3 separate regions of the Mus musculus genome follow, and regions 2 and 3 are each linked to region 1. Evidence: chromatin contacts called from ENCODE Hi-C or POLR2A ChIA-PET data. All regions are on one chromosome and are shown on one strand. The core of a region is the stretch at or near the end of the contact, and the rest is flanking DNA. Distances in the headings are between cores, read along the strand shown.

Region 1 (2,758 bases), core at 186-2,685:
GTGTACTTATATACATAAAATAAATACATCTAAAAAAAGAAAAGAAACAGATAACAAAACAATGAACAGAGACTGGTGGCTGTCAGTTGCAAAGACGAGGGCTGACCTCCACTGGAGCAGACAGAAAAGGGACCCAGAGACAGTGCAGAATCTAGTACCTAGTAGCACTTTTCTCAGAGAGCTCTGGGAGAGCCTTCCAGGCACAACTGCAGATGTAGAACACAAAGACGCCTCAGCAAACCACTAATTATTGAGAGAGTGGGTTAAAATAGGGTGGTAGATGGAGTCCATCTGCTGGGACACATCACATAACCCCTCTGACAGAAACCACTTGCTGAGGTGCGCAAAGATTCTCAACTTAGTGTCTATTGAACAGCCTCTCTGTGCTGGGCATTGTACCAGGTTGGCGCTAAGTATATGCAGATGAGACAACCACAAGTCCCTACTCTCAGAAAGAGACGTTGTCCATGTGTTCTGGAGGATTATAAAGCAGGCGCTAGTGAGAAGAAAGCAGTACTATTCAGAGAAGATAAGGTGAGCAGGTGTTCTAAGTACCCAGAGACAAAGTTCAAAGTGAGCAAAGGTATGGAAGGGAAGGTGGACAGCAACGTGTTCCCCGATCGTAAGGGGCTGGAATACTGGTTACAATATGCATAAATGAGGGACTTACACCTCAGTCACTCATGCCAGTGGGAATGGAGAGAAAGCCCTACACTTTACCTTGGATAGTGCTTCCTTGACAGTTCCAAAAAGTAAGACATGACAGTACAAAAGGTAAGGGCTTTAGAAGTACCGCCAGCCCTTAGGGGCAGAGGGACTTGCTCAATCATAAGAAGTTAGGTTGGGCAGAAAAGAATCAAAAACGGCAGAATAACCCCTTAATGCGACATGTGTACACACACACACACCACACACACGACCGGATCTCACGTAGTTCCTAAGTATCGAGGATGACTTTGAACTCCTGAGCCCTCCGGGGTCCTGGGATTAGGTGTGTGCCATCACACCCAGTTTACTTGGTATTGAGAAGCCAGGCTTTGGGTGTGCTAGACAGGAATCCAATTGAGCCATAACCCCAGCCCGGGAATCTCTTCCTTTTAACACTAAGCTTCTGTCGAGAACAGAGCTTCCTCGGCATTAAAGTGAACACAGCCTTCCAGCCCTTTCCAGAGCTCAGATCCAAGGGTGGGCAATGCCAAGAGGCGCAACACAGCAGGAGCTTGTTCCAAAGCCACTCCTTCCTTCCCGCCCTCTCACCCATCTCCTCCCTCACTGGTCCCACACATTTTCCGGTCCCTCCTCCACGATCCCATTCCTTCCGGTCGCGCCCCTTCAGCCCTACATTTTTCCGTCCTCCTCATTGGTGAAAAAAACCGAGCCGCCCCCAAGTTGCAGAGAAACGTCGTCCGCATAGTCTTTCCCGGAAATGACGCTAGACCTGCCCCTGAGGAAGTGACAACAGGAGTGCCCTTGACGGGCAGGCCGGCTGGGCTCTGCATCCCTCTGCTCGCACTGCCGGGAGGTAGGAGCCCTTGCGGGGTGGGCTGAGCCGGGCTGGCGGCGCGCTTCTCTGCAGGAAGGCGATCGGCAGGGGGATGCCCCTAGAGGGAGGAGGTGGCCTTGGCAGCTGCACGTCCTGTGCTCCCAGTCTCCCTGTCCCCCACCCTCCCCAACACGTGTCCATTCTTTGGGCTTCCCTCCGTACACATGCCACCCGCTTCACTTTGGTACCCCATGGCCGGTTCCTACGCCTCTCAGTTCCTCCTTCCGTAGTTGGGAGTCTTCTTCGCTCATTCTTCGACAGCTTCCCTTTCCTTAATTTCCCATAAAAACACTTTTTTAAAAGAATGACTGATAAAAATTTTACAGACGGCCTTGGGTTCCAATTAGCTGTACTTTAAAAACTGGCCTACGTTGGGCATGGCACTTAACCTACCTGTTGCCCTGAGTATGGACGGTATTATAAGGTTTCTTCAGAGTTGATCAGAGAGAGCCAGTGATGTGTGTGTGTGTGGGGGGGGGGGGCATTGGGCTATACACAGTGATGTAAGGCACTTGAGCCTTGTCCCTCCCTCCATTGACCTTTTATAATTCCACCTCAGCCTTGATTTCTTTTTGGCTGTCAACCCAGTTTTTCTGCCCTTCTAACTTAACGTCTATTCAGTGATGCTGACTCCTTACTCACCTCTAGATATTTTTTTTTTGTTGTCGTGGGGAGGTTTTAGAGACCAGGTTTTATTGTCTAGCCCAAACTGACCTTGCCTTATATCACCTGCCTCGCCTCCCAGGAGGAGGATTGACAGGTGGGCCCCACCACACCTGGCCTTTGAAAATCATATATTACAGTATTTCCATGCATCTTGCTTCCAATTCTGTATGTTCCCAACACCTCATTATTCCAGAATTCTTTGTTTTCCTAGTGTGTTGACTTCCTATTGCATGGCCCCAGCTCTTCCTGCCTCTTGCTCCCACAGATGGCTCAGCGGCTCCTCCTGGGGAGGTTCCTGACCTCAGTCATCTCCAGGAAGCCTCCTCAGGGTGTGTGGGCTTCCCTCACCTCTAAGACCCTGCAGACCCCTCAGTACAATGCTGGTGGTCTAACAGTAATGCCCAGCCCAGCCCGGACAGTACACACCACCAGAGTCTGTTTGACGACCTTTAACGTCCAGGATGGACCTGACTTTCAAGACAGAGTTGTCAACAGTGAGACACCAGTTGTTGTGGACTTTCATGCACAGTGAGTACTGGGGACAGTAAG
Region 2 (2,758 bases), core at 119-2,618, 46 kb after region 1:
CATATGGGTTTGCTGCCTTGCCTGGTAAAGAGGCTTTGCAGATGGGAACAAGTGAAGGATGGGAGTGGGGCGGACATTCTAGGGGTGGCCAGCTTCTGCCCAAGCCCTGGAGTTCCTCTTGCCAGTACACTCCCCCAAGTCCTGCATCACATGCTCCAGTGCACTGCTGTCTCTGGTCCTCTACCCGCATGCCTACCGTCTCTGTCTCTGTGACCCACTGGTTCCAAGTCCCTTGACTGATTGATACCTGAGCCCCGGGAAACTGACCTCCAGGGTCTGTATGTGGGAGACTTCTTAGAACAAGGCCATGGCGGATAAAGGGAAGACAGTCTAAGAATAGTCCAGAAGGCCTGGGCCCTTAGATTAGGGCCTGTGTTTCAAGAGTGACTCCAGAGGTTGGAGGCTAGCCCTGCTGACCTTGGCTGTGGGTCAGAGGCAGTAGAGTGCAGGCTCCCCACCTCCCTGCCGCCAGGCAGCTGATCAAACACTGGAGTCAGTACTGCGGCCCTGGCTGCGAGGTTGAGGAAGGCCAGGGAGGAGATGGAAAGACAGAGAAGAAGAACAAAGTTTGGGACGCAGGGTATCAGGGGAAGAGAGTGGATGCAGAGTTTCTGGGAAAGCAGAGTCATCTGACCAGCCCTGTGGTTCCACAGGGCTCTAGGGACTTTGCAGAGGACAAGGCCCTGCCCTCAAGGAGAGCAAACCTCCCCTCCCCACACCAGGGGGACAGGTAAGGACTGACCAGAGTGACCATGGATGGCCTCTCAGCTGCCAACAGAGGCCATGAAGGGGGGGGGGCGTGTGTCTAGTGAAGCCCGAGGCAAGGGACGCAGGAAGAAGAGAGAAGAGACTTAGGAGAGTCAGAGTCCCAGGCTGTCTGCATGCATGAGACCAGCCCAGAGCCGGGGAAACCAGACAGAGCTGCTGCCCTCCCTCCTAGGTATCCATGCACCCCCACCCCCACCCCACCCCACCACCCCACCCCCGCTACTGGTTGACTTTCTTGGTTCCTCCCCTACGGAGAGTCAGACCCAGAAAACCTACCCAGTTCCCCAGACCCCCTGGTGCCCTGGGACCTCTCCAGGCTGCGGTTTTAGTAAACAATTTGGCTCCTTCTGGAGCCTGGGAGAAGAGGCTTCGGCCCCTTCCTTCTTAGTGGGGCTAAGAAATTCTTCGCATTCCCAGTGAAGAGGGCTGGGCTTTTCTTCCTGGTCAGCACCAGCAAGACCCACAGGAGCCGTGTGAAGAAGGAACTTGACACCCCTCCCAGGCTCTCAACGCCCTCCCTGCTGTTGGTCAGTCGCCCCTCAGAACTGCACAGGGCAACCCCGGGCCTGCCAGAAGAGGTCTGACCCCATCGAGCCCTGGGAGTTGGGAGCTGGAGGAGGAAGAGGGGGAGGGGGGTCATCCACAGAACAGGCCTGGCCGGATGCCGGCTATCCTCCTCCAAATGTCCAGGCTAGTCTGGCATTAAGGGGGTATTCCATCCTTATACGAGTGGGAGAGTGAAGGCAGCGTCAGGGAGTGTGATAGAGGGTCACTTATGCTGTGACCTCAGGAAAGGGAGCCTGGAGCTCAAGCACAGGGTGGGGCACTTCGTTAGCCAGCCACACCAGCATATATCCTCACACAGCCTTGTGATTGTGACTGCATAAATCACAGGTGAAATCAGAGAGGGTAACTAACTTATGCAAGGACACACAGCAGATAAGTGCAAAGCTGCGTTCGGACACCAGAATGTCTGAATTTAAGCAGGAGGTTCGGTACCCCTGGGGAAGGGGAAGGGAAAAGTACCAGCCTGGCTAGATCAGTGAGACAAGGAGGCTCAGGGCTGTGGCTTAGATGGGAGGGGAGGGGAGGCCACAGGAAGCTAGGCAGCCAGGCAGGTCTGCAGGGCCAGGCCAGGTGGACTCCAAGAGGACACAGTGACGAGTGTCCCTTGTCGAGTGTCTGGTTTTCAGAGCTTCTGTGCTTTGGAAAGGTGGTTTACTAGTGGGAGGCTGACTGAAAAGATAAGCCAACTTCTAAAACCCTTCTGTAAGGTTTCAGGATGGCCCTGTAATCAGAAAGGGGTCAGTGGGTACTCAGATCTCTGCAGTGAGATGCACAGCAGCTTGCTCTGGGCAAGGATAGGGAGAGCAGGCATACTGGGGCAGAGTCTGGGAGTCTTGGTTCTACCTAAGGGCCTTAAACTCGGCTCTGCAAGCAGTAAGACTCTGGGCAGCTCACAGGACCACCCTGAGCCTCCAGGAACCATATGCAGAGAGTGTTAGGGAGTCACCCTGACTCCACAATTTAGCCCTCACTTGCTGACTCATGCCAATGACCCAGAGCCACGCCTTATTAAAGCCTGTTACGGGGACTTTTTTTTTTTTTTTTTACAATCTGCGGAACATAATCACACAGTTAATGTTATTTGATCCTTACACAAACCAAGAAGCCAACGGGGCATGAGTCATCTTCTAGATGAAGAGATGAAGAAACAGAGGTTCTGAGTGGAGCTGTGGTGGTCTGATAAGCTTGTCTCAGGGTGTAGCATTATTAGGAGGTGTGGCCTTGTTGGAGGAAGTTGGGCTTTGAGACCCTCCTCCAAGCTACCTGAAAACAGCCTTCTGGAAGCCTTTGGAAGAAGATGTAGAAGTCTCAGCTCCTCCAGCGTCATACCTGCCATGATGCTGCCATGCTTCCCACCATGATGATAATGAAAACCCTAAGACACCAGGATTCTCTTGTCACCAGGGAGCAACAAGGCTCCCAC
Region 3 (2,758 bases), core at 194-2,693, 42 kb before region 1:
ACACACAATAGGACCCAGACAGTGACAGTAAACCTTTGGGGCAGAAAGTACAGCAAGTGTGGGACCTGCTGGGAGAGGAATGAGAGCAGGGTCGTGGTGGCCAGAGCAGAGGTTGTTCAGAAGGGCAGGGAGATGTCAGGCCACATCTTCCCTCGGAAGTGTGGGAAGAGCTTTGAGCATCCTGAGGAGCAACCCACTGGGAGTATGAATGGTTCGAACAATGAGGGAGATGGTACTATGAGGGCAGACAGCACTCAGGTACGGCTGAAGTTACAACACAGACAGGCTAGTCCCAATGTGGTGGGAAATTTAAGTTAATGACGAGGACCCAGCAGGACCCACCAAATCCTGAGAACACAAATTGGGGAAACGGGAAGGCAAGCTCATTGGTAAATTAGTGAAATGGGTAATCCCACCAACATTACCATTTCCAACACAGGTAGAGGCCAAATCACCTGATCAAATTCATCCCAGTGGTATCCACGGTAAGGACCCGAATGTGGAAATGTCCTTTGACAACCATTTATTTTACAATTTATTATCTAGCATTTCCAGTTTCATTAAGGGAGGAGGGGAGAGAGATGTCAGATATGAAGGCCATAAAACTACACTTGGCTGACCCTGGACACCACATGTATCTAAGATGTTTTTTTTTTTTCTTTTTTTAAAGATGTATTTTCTAATCAAGGAGATCTGCTGAGAAACTATCAAGGAAACATAAACAGCAGGCAGAAGGGACCAGCTTTTTAAAAAACGCCCATCCCGAGTCTCTTTCCAGACGGCTGCAGGGGGTGGAAGACGCCAAGAGGTCACACTGACCCGCACCCTGTGAACTGTGATGATCAATTAAGACGTAGCTTGGATAGCCCCGATCTGAATATCGATTTAGAGCGAGGCACTCTAAATCTGCTTTAAAAAATAGCGACCAGAAATCTCCGTTGAAAGACGCTTGTGACCTGTGGGACAAAGGTTTGAGTCCTAGCGGGCACCCCGAAGCTCTAGCAACCCGGACTAGGCAGGTCATTTGCCACCCTGCGTTGGGGCCACAAGTGACAAGCACACGAAACGCGCCGGGCCACTCTCCAGATAACGATCAGCCAGACCGACGACCACGCTGGGGCCAGCGAGCGCGGCGGGGCATTGTGGGAGGCAGAGGAGGCGAGCCTGGCGCGAAGCATTATGGGACACCGCGGGGACAGCTCCGACTCCCCGCCCCGGCTTCTCTGGCCCCGAGCGTGACCACGATTCAGTTCTGAACCTCTCCGGGCGTCCCCAGACGCCACTGACGTAATCCCCTCACTTGTGTCTGGCACCTCAGGGGCGAACGAGGATTTTTTTTTTTTTTTTTTTTAAAGCCGAGAGCTGTGACACACTTCCGGTTGTGTCTCACTTTACGGCTTGACATTTTTCCGCTGACTAAGAAGGAAGTGGTAGGGCCATTTACGACAGCGCTGGTCGCCGTTTACGGCACCGGCCCCTGCGCGCGCATCTTCCCTCCTGCCTTGACTCCTCGGAGTATCCCGGCAATCGCAGTTTTTTCCCCGGGCCATCTGTCGCCATCCGGGCCCGTGAAGGCTTTTGCAGGTGAGCGGCTTGTTTCGTGGGACCCTGCGGACCTCGCGAGCCAGCCTGGGCTAGACGTGGCTTCGGGAGCTCCCGGAAGAGCCTTCCTTTACGTCCTGTCGCCTGTGCCCCTCCGCTGGGCGGGGCGGGAATTGGCCCCCGGTGGTCCCAGGCACGACTCAGAATGCAGGACACCGGACCTTGTGTGTGGATCCCTCGCTCGGCGCTCTGCTCAGCGCCGTGGGGTGGGTTGTGGGGCGACGTAGCCTCCTCTAGGGGTTCGAACAGATTGTTTCTGTGCTCCGAAATGGGGGGCTGAGAGTAGGTTCCAGCTCTGATCGGAAACGGAGCCCAGGAGTTAATGGCCCCCACCTGTAGTGTCCCCAGTGACCCACACTGTATTGTGGCCAATACAGCTGTCGCGCCGTTTTACTTTTCCCCTACTGCTTTCTTTCTGATTCACGTGTGCAGTAGCCGAAGGACCAAACCCTGTCCATCCAGGGAGATAGATGATGATGCACATCAGGCCTTGAGCCATCTTGAACTTGTGACAACTCAAGTTTACAGTTGCTTTGGGGGCAGCCTGTTGGGTATGGCTTAAAGCCCCAGGTGGTCAGGCTGCCAGCTACCCACAGTATAACCAGAAGGAGGTCGGGCCTAAGTAGACAGCCTTGGAAACTTTTTGAAGGGATGGGCAGATGGACTCCTTAAGTTAGCAGAGCTAGCTTTGTGTCTCAAAGATGGGGTGTGTGGTAGCAGTCGGTGGTAAAGCGTCCAGCACAGCACCCCAACATCCTGGGGCCTCTTACTTCATGTCAGCTGTTTGAAGGCCACCACACCCCACCACCACCACCTCACCCTCTCTCCCACAACCCCGTGTTCTTCCTACAACTTAGCATACGTTCATATTTGGAGGGTGAAGCTCCTGGGTTTACTCTTGTCCGTGTCACCTAAGTATCACCAGCTTCCGTGTGTCAGAGGAGGAGGAGAGGCTACTGAGCTCTAATGGTGGACAATTTCAGGTTTCTTGTGTGTGGTCAATGCATGGGTTTTTTTTTTTTCCTTTTGTTGTTTGCTTTGGTTTTTGATGGGAAGTGTCCAGCAAGCCCCTGGATTATACAGCTATTAGCTTTTACTTTCCTAAAATGAGCTGTGGTATATACTATATACTGCGGGGCCAAAGCTACACTGCCTG

The links. Hi-C counts contacts between places; a loop is a spot of excess contacts on that map. ChIA-PET counts read pairs that join two places held with the same protein, here RNA polymerase II (POLR2A).
Region 2: POLR2A ChIA-PET joins it to region 1 with 12 read pairs in Patski. The contact joins the enhancer-like site here to the promoter of Txn2 in region 1. A Hi-C loop is called at or near these places in 3 of 37 maps with a recorded cell type or tissue (left cerebral cortex, mouse trophoblast stem cell and regulatory T cell). POLR2A ChIA-PET finds 5 or more read pairs at or near these places in 5 of 5 experiments (Patski and embryonic stem cell).
Region 3: a loop to region 1 is called in a map of heart, with 4 times the contacts of the local background. The contact joins the promoter of Eif3d here to the promoter of Txn2 in region 1. A Hi-C loop is called at or near these places in 16 of 37 maps with a recorded cell type or tissue (CH12.LX, T-helper 1 cell, adrenal gland and 5 more). POLR2A ChIA-PET finds 5 or more read pairs at or near these places in 4 of 5 experiments (Patski and embryonic stem cell).

What each region holds. Positions count from the first base shown.
Region 1 is chr15:77,927,671-77,930,428 of GRCm38, reverse strand. It overlaps Txn2 (thioredoxin 2), which reads left to right and starts at 1,435. Exons shown (of 4, transcript NM_019913.5): 1 at 1,435-1,522; 2 at 2,475-2,737. The coding sequence starts at 2,475.
Region 2 is chr15:77,881,509-77,884,266 of GRCm38, reverse strand. No RefSeq gene overlaps it. Among named protein-coding and RNA genes, the nearest start is that of Myh9, 41 kb to the right of the region's middle. Within about 2 kb of position 1,368, at least 2 of the 3 ENCODE cell types and tissues checked have a DNase peak (open chromatin) inside an H3K27ac peak, as active enhancers do.
Region 3 is chr15:77,969,509-77,972,266 of GRCm38, reverse strand. It overlaps Eif3d (eukaryotic translation initiation factor 3, subunit D), which reads left to right and starts at 1,443. Exons shown (of 15, transcript NM_018749.2): 1 at 1,443-1,584.